4 separate regions of the Homo sapiens genome follow, and all the other regions are linked to region 1. The links are chromatin loops, found by intact Hi-C in ENCODE. Cell type or tissue: IMR-90. All regions are shown on one strand. Region 1 overlaps PHLDA1 (pleckstrin homology like domain family A member 1). Region 2 overlaps LOC105369844 (a long non-coding RNA gene). Region 3 has its middle 96 kb from the start of PHLDA1-AS1. Region 4 overlaps LOC105369844 (a long non-coding RNA gene).

Region 1 (2,500 bases):
TGATATTGAATCCATCAGTGATTCAAGAGATACACCTATTTGCCTAAAACAACCTAAGATGTATTGGTTATGGAATCATGTGTTGGATAGGTTCTTAAGACCTGTTTCCTCAAATCTTGACACAGTTTTCAAGGGTGGCTTATTGACTTGCACGGTTGGGCAGATAATCCAGATTTACCTAAGATTGGGTAAAAAAGTCATCTGTGACTTTGCTGGCAGGGCATTTGCTAAGTGGAGTACAGGATCTAAAAGGGTTTTCTTAGAAAGGGCAATATTGTCCAATGAAGTAAGCAGAAGGACTCTGGGTTAGAAGCATCTGCACAAAAACTGGTGAGACCTACTCTCCACTGCTCTGCAGCTGGATGGCTGATGGCAGGCTGAGCAGTGGGGAAGCAGGTTTTAACAACAGGGAGTCCTTCCAGGTCACTGTATATTGAGAAGAAACATAAAACTATTGTCTGTTACATTCCGAGGTCAGCCTTCTTCTTAACGTTTTATAATATGCAAATGCCAGCTTCTGGAAAGCAAGTATCATCATGTACCAAATGCTTTATACACCATCACATTCATGAATTTTTTAGCATGGTCAGAACTTGTGTAAATATGTCTCTTAGATGATTTTGGGGAGATGTGATTTATTTTTCATATTTTCAAAATGCATTTCATTTCAAATAAAGTTATCTATTGAGACAACCGACCTGTGGACCTTTTGAAGGCCTTGTTCAACTGGCACATGCATTGTGTGTTCCTGTGAAACAGAGATTCTGAATTGCTTGGGCATTCTGGGAAAAAAAAAGACCATTTTTGAGGTTGGGAATTCATCTTTTAAAAAATTCACTGGGAATTTGGAATATGAAAATTCGCTCAGGTATGTTGGTGAAAAAATTAGCTTTCAGAATGCTAATGAACTTTAATTGAATTTTCCATAGTTTCCCAGAGGACCAGAAACAGTTCCTAGTGAATCAGCTCAACAGCAATACCCTCTTGAGTCCCAGAGGTAGTCTAGTTCTCTTATGTCTCTTGGGAGGGTAAAGCTTTGTCTCTGAGTCATCCTTCAAACGGTATTCATAGACCTTCCTATTTTGTGTTGAAAGCAGAAGAGGGACTTGATTCTTTAAAGAAAAATAGCATAACTTTATTCTTACAATCTCCACTGGCATCTAAAAGCCTTTAAATCTCAAAAGACTTTAAAATAGGAAACTTGAAGGCATTTTTTTGTATCCCTTATGCCTTAGCATAGTCATGCATTGACAGCTTTACTACTCTAGTTTTTTTGTTTTGTTTTTTTTTTTAAAGAAAAAATGTGAGAAGACAAATTACTATCATGCTGAGGGGACTTCAGGGACACGGTGTGAAATAAATGTGTGTAGTAGGTGGTAGCCCAGGATTGGTAAGAGCCAGGATTTGAGAGTCATAGTACACGGGTTCAAGTCCCAGTTTCACAATTATTAGCTGTGTAGATCTTGAATTACTTAAACTCTTGGAAACTCAGTTGTTTCCTTTTCTGTAAAATGGAGTTTATAAAGGTACTTATTTTAGGGTGGTTGAGGAGATTTAATAAGTTAGGATACATAAAATTACTTAGAGCAGTGCCTGGCATCACTATGAAAGGAAGCTCCTTGCATTAGGACAGATAAACAGGTGGGGAATCATTATAGCCATATGAATATATAATATATGGTATTCTGAAGCTAGGCATTGTATTTTCTGAGATCTCAGCACTTATTTATTTATTTAAAACATAGTGTTGCTTTGTTGCCCAGGCTGGAGCACAGTAGCGCCATCTTGGCTCACTGCAATCTCCACCTCCAGGGTTCAGTTCTCCCACATCAGCCTCCTGAGTAGCTGGGATTACAGGCGTGTGCCACCACAATGGCTAATTTTCGTATTTGTAGTAGAGACGGGGTTTCATCATGTCGCCCAATCTGGTCTTGAACTCTTGACCACAAGTGATCCAGCTGCCTCGGCATCCCAAAGTGCTGGGATTACAGGTGTGAGCCACCATGCCTGGCCTCAGCACTTCTTTTTCAACGGTAAGAACAGTATAGTTGACCACATCCTTGTATTCAACTTTGAAAAAAGAGAAAAATACATTATAGAAATACTATTTACAATTTTATTATTATCATTATTTCTTTGGAGACGGAGTTTTACTCTGTCGCCCAGACTCTGAGATGCGGTGGCACAATCTCGACTCACTGCAACCTCCGCCTCCTGGGTTCAAGCTATTCTCCTGCTTCAGCTTCCCGAGTAGCTGGGATTACAGGCCCACACCACCACGCCTGTATTTTTGTATTTTTAGTAGAGACGGGGTTTCAGCATGTTGGCCAGGCTGGTCTCGAACTCCCGACCTCAGGTGATCTGCCTGCCTCAGCCTCCCAAAGTGCTGGGATTACAAGCATGAACCACCGCACCTGGCCAATTTTTATTATTTTTTAGAGACATGGTCTTGCTCTGTTGCCCAGACTGGAGTTCATTGGTGTGATCATAGCTCACTGCA
Region 2 (2,500 bases), 200 kb after region 1:
GTGTCCTTTCCCACAGCTTTGGACTTGGTCTTAGACTATCAGTTGTTAAGGTAAAAAAAATTATTTTTATACTGACTTGGAGATTTGACAAAAGTTCTTCTAGACACTAAGCATACAATAGATAGGGCTTTTTGTGATTTTTCCTCTTTAAGTATACAAGGCACGAAACCCTATAAAACATTACAAATTACCATACTTTCCCTGTATCAAAAATAAAAAAATTTACAGATTAACTTTTCCTTTATTCAAAATGGCACTAGTTGTAATGAGTTCCATAGTGGGGAATTATAGGCAATTGAAATATCTGCCTTGTTGAATAGAAGAAGGTGAGTAAGAACATTTATGTTGATTTTCAACCTCGAATGTTAGTCTGCGGATGTATGTGAGAAGTGGCAACACAGATCAGCTTTCTTAGCATTTATCTTGACTCTGGCTCTTAGGATGAATCACTTGTATCATAAGATTTGGGTTGCTTATCACTTCTGGAGATGCTTGTCTTTTTCTACCTACCTTTCTCTTGCCATGATCATGGGGAAGACTAGCACTATTTACTGAAATTCCAATGAGGCAATAACTTAGGAAAATGGCCATGTCAGTTATGACACCACTAAAAACCTGTTTAGTAAGAGAGCAGTTATGGGATTTTAAAAAACCATTGCAAATCACAGTCCTCCTTTAGCACTGAATCCTCCTTGACCTAATTCCCCCCCCCACCCCCGCCGCAACTCAGTTCCCCAGCTGAGCCTGTGACTTCAGCTTGTAAACTATCCTTGGCCTGGGATAGCCAATAAGGCAGCAAGATGCAGCTGTTCGACAGGGTGGCCAAAAATATAAGCGTAAAAGATGGATACATATTTTCCCTTTTTGATTGGTTTACATTTACCCCCGATTCATGAACATATTGTTTAAACTTGCTTTTCCAAAGCCCCATTAATCTTTGCTATTGGTTCGTCTCCTGTTTCCAAACATGACCTCACTCCAAGTGCCGCCCAGTGGTGAGCAACTCTGAAGTATTTTCTTTTCGCCATCCAAGAGAATCAGGGTGGAAGATTGCCGAGTTGGTGCTTGTTTAGGAGCTTTTCAAAATGAATCATTGGAGTGTGGGGATTTGATGTGGATTACTGGCCAAGTAATTATCGGAAGATATTAAGTATTGGAACTCAGGCTTTTGTATAAGTAGAATTAAAGCCCATGTCCTGGCACATGAGCTTGTCATTTGGGAGTGATGAAAATTATGTACCCTTGTTAGCATTTCTCAGTCCTTTTCATATTATCTCTCTCTCCAGTTACCTTCCCTGTTATTCAAAAGGTGATTTTGGGGTAAGATTCAAAGTCGTGAGATGAGGGCTGAATACAAGGTCATAGTTTTTCATTTGGTGTCTAATCTTCTATCTTTATTCTCCAAGGGTCCATTGACTTTTCTCTTTCTTTCCTCTCAAATGACAAAGAAACTGAGTGGTTAGCCCAGAGATTAAATTCCTTATCCAAGGGGCCACACAAGTCACTCTTAACCCATGAGCTATAAGTTACACCCCAACATAAATCTCTAAAGGTTGAGCAACTCTCATTTTTTTTTTCCCTAGGAGATAGGGGTGTTACCTTCAATTTTGTGATGTCTTTTTTCATTTTTAACAGATGCTACAGTTAATTGAGTGCTCCAGGAGTTCAAGCTGTTATCCCTTGTTAGATTTGCATAGCACATTGTGCTAAATAACTTTCATGTCTGAATGCCCCCAGAGATGATAATGCTGGAACCTTTTCATAGTCTAAAAAGGTTAACTCATCTGACTGAATACACTGAATACACATATACTAGCTGAATTAAAAAGTTTATGGAGAGTAGTCTAAAGGAATAAAACTGGAGCATTTCTCCCAAATTTTATGGTAATTTTTTTAAAAGAGAGAAGAAAAATATAGAATTTATCTTAAAATGAATTTAGTTGAGGAAGAGAGAAATCAGCAGCAGGTGAAAAAATGCCCCAGGAACTGGCAAGAACTGGTTTCATCCTGTGAGTTGAATTTTCATGTTTTATTTGTGTATGGTTGTTCCTTTTCAGATATGCCAGAGGGAAATAAAAAATAAGCAAAAGAAATCCCGTTTACCTGCCAGGGAAAAAGAACAAACAACCAGGGACTAACACCTCCCTTTTCTTCATCTCCCACATGGGGCTGACTGTACGCAGAGGGTGACTGGTATCATCACCTGGAGAATAACCACTAACACTTCTGTAGCTCTCTCGGTACCTGTGTCACACACTTTGCATGCCTCATTTAATCCTCTCCACAACATTATGAGCTAAGTACAGCAGATTAATATCCCCATTTTGAAGACACCGAAGCTAAGGTTTAAAGAAGTAAAATGCCTAAGGTCCCATGGCTGGGAAGTGGAAAAGCTAGGCTTCGAACCCATTCTGCCTGATTCCAGACCACATGCTCGTAAGTGCATCCAGTGCTATCTACATCCTTGGTACAGGATATCAGTCCTGTGCTCCTTTGGAGG
Region 3 (2,500 bases), 90 kb after region 1:
CAGAAGCATCAATTGAGCTCAGAAGTTAGAGTCAGCAGTGAGCTATGATCACACCACTGCACCCCAGCCTGGGCAACGGAGACTGTCTCTAAAGCAACAACAATAACAAGATAATAAATACTGTCTGTGACACAGGTATGAGGAGGTTGCTATAGAAGCTGAGCCAAGGGAGCCCCTACCTCTGGCCTGGGGGCAAGAGGAACCATTGAAGAAAATTTGAAACCTCTGAAATAGGCAGGGATAAAAAGTGTCCCAGAGACAGTTACACTATGTGAGAAGTAAATGGGAGGTGAGAAAATGGAACCAAGGTGGGTAGCTTTTTGTACTTTCGTAGATTTGCAACTGAGCTTCAGCAATATTTCTACCCTGATCTATGTTATTTTTATTTTATTTTAATTTTTTTTTTATTTGAGACAGAGTCTCACTCTATTGCGCAGGCTGGAGTGCAGTGGCACGATCTCGGCTCACTGCAACCTCCTCCTCCCAGGTTCAAGCAATACTCCTGCCTCAGCCCCCCGGTAGCTGGGATTACAGGCATGCACCACCATGCCTCGCTAATTTTTGTATTTTTAGTAGAGATGGGGTTTCACTATGTTGGCCAGACTGGGGTCGAACTTCTGACCTCAGGCGATCCACCTGCCTTGGCCTCCCAAAGTGCTGGGATTACAGGCATGAGCCACCATGCCTGGCCAATCTATGTTATTTTTAAAAGAAGAAGAGAAATAGATCAAGGAAGAGGAGAAAGACCTGGTTCCATAGATCTGACTCTGCAGTTTGTGTGCTGTGTAATAGAGAAAAGTTAGTGTCAATTTGGACATGGGCCAAATGACCTTTTGAGTCTCTTGTAGCACAAATGACCTGGAATCCTGTTTTCTTTATGATTATGAAGCTGGGCATAGGTATTCTGATGGGCACAGCCAAGATATTTAAGCCAACATTTGCTGAGAAACAGTGAAACTCATTTTCAGACATTTTTCCCCCATGACTGAGAAGTGTTAGGTTTTTGTCCAGCAGCAGTAGCTGTTGATTGCTGTTTTCCTGAGAGAGGGAGGCTTTTTTTTTTTTTTTTTTTTTTTAACATTCTGACACCTTTTTTTTCCCCTCCGTATCAGTACTGCTCACTAACCACATCATATGGTGATAAGAACTGAAATTACTCATTGACATTATCGTGGGGCTATTTCGAAAACATTATCTCATTTCATTTCCTAGAATATCATCAAGTCTCCACAATACCAGTTCCTTAAAGGAGAATGTTTTTGTTCCAACTGAAACCAAAATATTTTAGTGAATTTTGTCTTCAGTATTACTTCCTTCCTATTCTAATACTGTGGTCAAAAGTATAACTTTTGGCAAACTCTTTGCCATAGCGGAATCTGACTTAGTTTGCTGAATTTGAAGTTAGCTGTTTTCAGTAATTTCTTTTCTTTTTTTTTTTTTTTTTTTTTTTTTTTGAGATGGAGTCTTGCTCAGCCCCCCAGGCTGGAGTGCAGTGGTGTGATCTCGGCTCACTGCAGCTACCATCTCCTGGGTTCAAGTGATTCTCCTGTCTCAGCCTCCTGAGTAGCTGGGATTACAGGCACCCATCATCATGCTCGGCTAATTTTTGTATTTTAATAGAGATGGGGTTACTCCATGTTGGCCAAGCTGGTCTTGCACTCCTGACCTCAGGTGATCTGCCCCCCTCGGCCTCCCAAAATGCTGGGATTACAGGCTTGAGCCACCGCATGCAGCCTGTTTTCAGTGATTTGTCTTTACTCTTTATGTAGATTATCTGCATTGCAGATTACTTATTGTAATTTTCAAATCCTGGGCTGAATTTCTTTCATCATTTCCTGTGGATTTGTCATCTCTTTCCTCATCCTCACCCTCTATTCAGGCACCATGTAACCAGGCAGTTAGACAAAGCATTGTTTCATAGCTGAATCCATCACATATTTTTTTTATATATATTCCCAAAGGTATACAAATAGTTTTCATATTGTTTGAGAGTTTGATTTGTTTCCACTAACATAGAAAAATAGTTGTTTAATAATTAGACACTCCTTTTGTTTGATCTTGACTCCTTTTTCATGAGACCAGATGAAGTATTCATTAATGTTCCTATGAAATAATTATTTTGAAAACTTTTAACCAGTTCCAGTTTTTTTTTTTTTCACTTTTCTGATGTATTGATCATTCATGCATTCACTGACCATTTACACCATTTTTATATTGCTCTCTAAACTGCTATATTCAAAGCTAATTGTAGGCAACATCCTTAAATACAGTTAAAGCAATAATAGTTCAGGGGGACGAGTGTTAGCAGCATTTTAGGATATTCAGAGAAAGAGGTACAGTAAGACATCTTAGAGCTTCTGGGAGGCCAAGGGGCTTGCTGGCTAATGTTTCAACCATCAGAACTTGTTTGAGCAACAGTCTTGGCCCTACTACATGAGTCATAAACACCAGGATAGGCGATGCCTTCAGCCAGATGCAATGGAAAAGAGTTTGTTAACAT
Region 4 (2,500 bases), 320 kb after region 1:
GCTACTCAGGAGGCTGAGGCAGGAGAATCATTTGAACCCAGGAGACGGAGGTTGCAGTGAGCCGAGATCGTGCCATTGCACTCCAGCCTGGGCAACAGAGTGAGACTCTGACTCAAAAAAACAAAACTGTTTTGAGTTTTGCTGTTCTTTTATTTATGTTGTCACACTCAGTGTAAGGTAGTTTATGAAAATCATTATATCTATAGACATTCTGTTTGTGAAAATAGAACTCACTTTATCTCTGACCTCTATTTTCCGTGATTTTTACATAACAAAGTACATAGTTCCTCAGGCCAACATATGGAAACCTAGAACAAATGGCTTCCAAGGCCCCTCCCAGTTGAATAATTCTGGTGAATTCCCTTTCCATGAACTTCCTGCCAGATGTTCCTCATGACTGATCTTATTTCCTTTATGCTTATGAAAGTGAGGCATAGCTTTTTTACAAAATTACTTAAGTGTATGTTATCAGAATGCAGCAGAGCAAAGCAAAGACCACGTAACTTGACACAGCCATGGCTAGAAGAGAAACCTTATCTGCGACAGATATTTTTAGTTGCCACTATTTTCTATCACACTAAGCCCCATTATTTTAGGCTATATGGAAATGGGTAAACTGAGGGGCTGTACCTCATAACAGCCTCATTTTTCACGTGAGAAACCTACTTTAGAGAAAGCTCTTAAGATGTGTCTTTATATACTTAGCCAGCAGATGACCACTTTTATTTTTTCCCTGCTAAGAAAATTCTTTTTTCAATTCCCTGGAAAATACTGTTGAGGCTGTCATGCTGTTGGGGGAAGAAAACATATTTCCTCATTTATATTGTGCCTGCTTATCTATATTTCTGCAAACATTTCAATCTTCCTCCCCACTGCATTTTTTACATCAGCCTTTCTAAATACAGTTCATGGTGTTCTGTTTTATGTCACTGTAACCCTGACTGCTATGTGGAAGCAGGTCCTGCAGTGCAGGAAGCCTGCTTATAATTGACAGATAAATCTGTTTTCTAGAAACTCTGCATTCCGCAGCAGCCCCAGCATATATGATTCTTAAATAATCGCTTTGCTTATTCCCCAAACAGAAGGCAGTCAAATCAACCAGTTTATTCTTCCAGAATTGCAAGAGGACTGCCATTCATTTTCCAACTTTTCCTTTTTTTTTTTAAGCTGCGGTTGTAAAAACTTGGTGTGCTTTGGGATGTGTCATCTCTTATTTCTTAAGGGTCAACTGTGTTAAGAGAGAGAAGGTCAACCTAAACAGTTCTTGGATTTCATTTCGGGAAATTCCAGGCCCCAGCTCAGCTCGTTCTGTGCATGTCCACCTACCGAGGCTCGGCCCTCTGTTGTTGCAGCTGTTGCTGAGTACAGAGCTCATTTATCCCCAATCAGCTGGAGCTTCCTGTAAGTGTTGGATGCTTTTCCCTATTGCTACTCAATTGGGATTTTTTTTACAAGATTTATCAAAACAGTTCCAGCTACATGGTGCTTTGGAATACATACCTCCAAAGTCCAATGACTTTTCAAAACACAGATACTATGCTAGTGGCAAACTATTAGAGATGTCAACTGCCTCACTTGGTTCAACCTCTACCATGTTGTAGGTGCCTCCATGCAGAATGGGGAAATGGAATGAGGAGTTTGAAGGAACACATGGAAAGTCTCTAAATTGTACCTCTCACCCCAACCACGCCATATTGGAATATACAAGACTGAAGAATTCAGAGTCACAGCCTTGACTCCAACTCCCTTGTTCTAAGATAAGAAGAATCTTAGTGATTTACCCAAGGTCATATGGCTGATTATGGCATTAGCCTCTTGTAATCCTTTTGATACATACGATCTTGAAAAAAAATCCAAAATCATAGACAAGGGGTTCATTTTTATAAAAAAATATTTATTCTTGTTATTATTTATCCTAGGGGTCTTGGAACATTGTGTTTGATGGCAATAGTTTTAATATGGCCGATTCTTTCTAACCTTGTCAGAAGTCTGTATTTTGATAAGATAGAAATATAGATTTATACCATATCTGTATAAACAGTCATCCGCATACATGTGTGTTCTGCTTCTATCAATAGCTCTTTTGTCTCAGGGATAGGAAATAAATGTGTCTGAATTTATATTAAAAAAACACCATCAAAGTAGTAAAATACACTAATCCACTGTGTATTACATAAGGCATTTAAATTCCGATAATTCATGTCTGATGCAAGCAGTAAGAATATGAAATAGTACACATTTATCTCTTTTCTTCATGAAAACTGGGGCAAAAATAATAATATTCTAAAATAAAGGAGAATACCATTTAAAAATTCAAGCCTCACCTCTCACTCTACTCCCGTTGCCTGAAAACATGCAGAGCTCCCTTTGATAGTTTGATTTTGAATCTATTGACTTAAAAATATCTCCACTAGTTTTTCAGGCCAGTCATTCTTCATTCTAACAAAAGTAGACTTCATTTTTGTTTTCATTATCTTTTAGAGACATTGGATTGCTGAAC

What was found. Peaks named below come from ENCODE experiments on the same cell type or tissue, not always from the same donor. Only the 100,000 strongest peaks of a DNase experiment are listed, where the experiment ranks them.
Region 2: it touches region 1 in a loop (5-fold over the local background); 49 of 110 quality-filtered maps call a loop at or near these places.
Region 3: it touches region 1 in a loop (2.9-fold over the local background); 40 of 110 quality-filtered maps call a loop at or near these places.
Region 4: it touches region 1 in a loop (5-fold over the local background); 20 of 110 quality-filtered maps call a loop at or near these places.

The regions. Positions count from the first base shown.
Region 1 is chr12:76,023,644-76,026,143 of GRCh38, reverse strand. It overlaps PHLDA1 (pleckstrin homology like domain family A member 1), which reads left to right. Exons shown (of 2, transcript NM_007350.3): 2 at 1-697. Among named protein-coding and RNA genes, the nearest start is that of PHLDA1-AS1, 5.6 kb to the left of the region's middle. In IMR-90, no CTCF peak of the experiment used is centred here; DNase peaks (open chromatin) are centred at 323 and 1,033; H3K27ac peaks cover 1,295 bases.
Region 2 is chr12:75,819,441-75,821,940 of GRCh38, reverse strand. The region is part of intron 1 of LOC105369844 (a long non-coding RNA gene); the gene reads left to right. Among named protein-coding and RNA genes, the nearest start is that of PHLDA1-AS1, 210 kb to the left of the region's middle. In IMR-90, a CTCF peak has its summit at 980; a DNase peak (open chromatin) is centred at 870; H3K4me3 peaks cover 324 bases; H3K27ac peaks cover 1,883 bases.
Region 3 is chr12:75,933,286-75,935,785 of GRCh38, reverse strand. No RefSeq gene overlaps it. Among named protein-coding and RNA genes, the nearest start is that of PHLDA1-AS1, 96 kb to the left of the region's middle. In IMR-90, no CTCF peak of the experiment used is centred here; DNase peaks (open chromatin) are centred at 1,185, 1,845 and 2,435; H3K27ac peaks cover 1,715 bases.
Region 4 is chr12:75,704,984-75,707,483 of GRCh38, reverse strand. All of the region lies in intron 1 of LOC105369844 (a long non-coding RNA gene), which reads left to right. Among named protein-coding and RNA genes, the nearest start is that of KRR1, 190 kb to the right of the region's middle. In IMR-90, no CTCF peak of the experiment used is centred here; DNase peaks (open chromatin) are centred at 413 and 1,303; H3K27ac peaks cover 1,995 bases.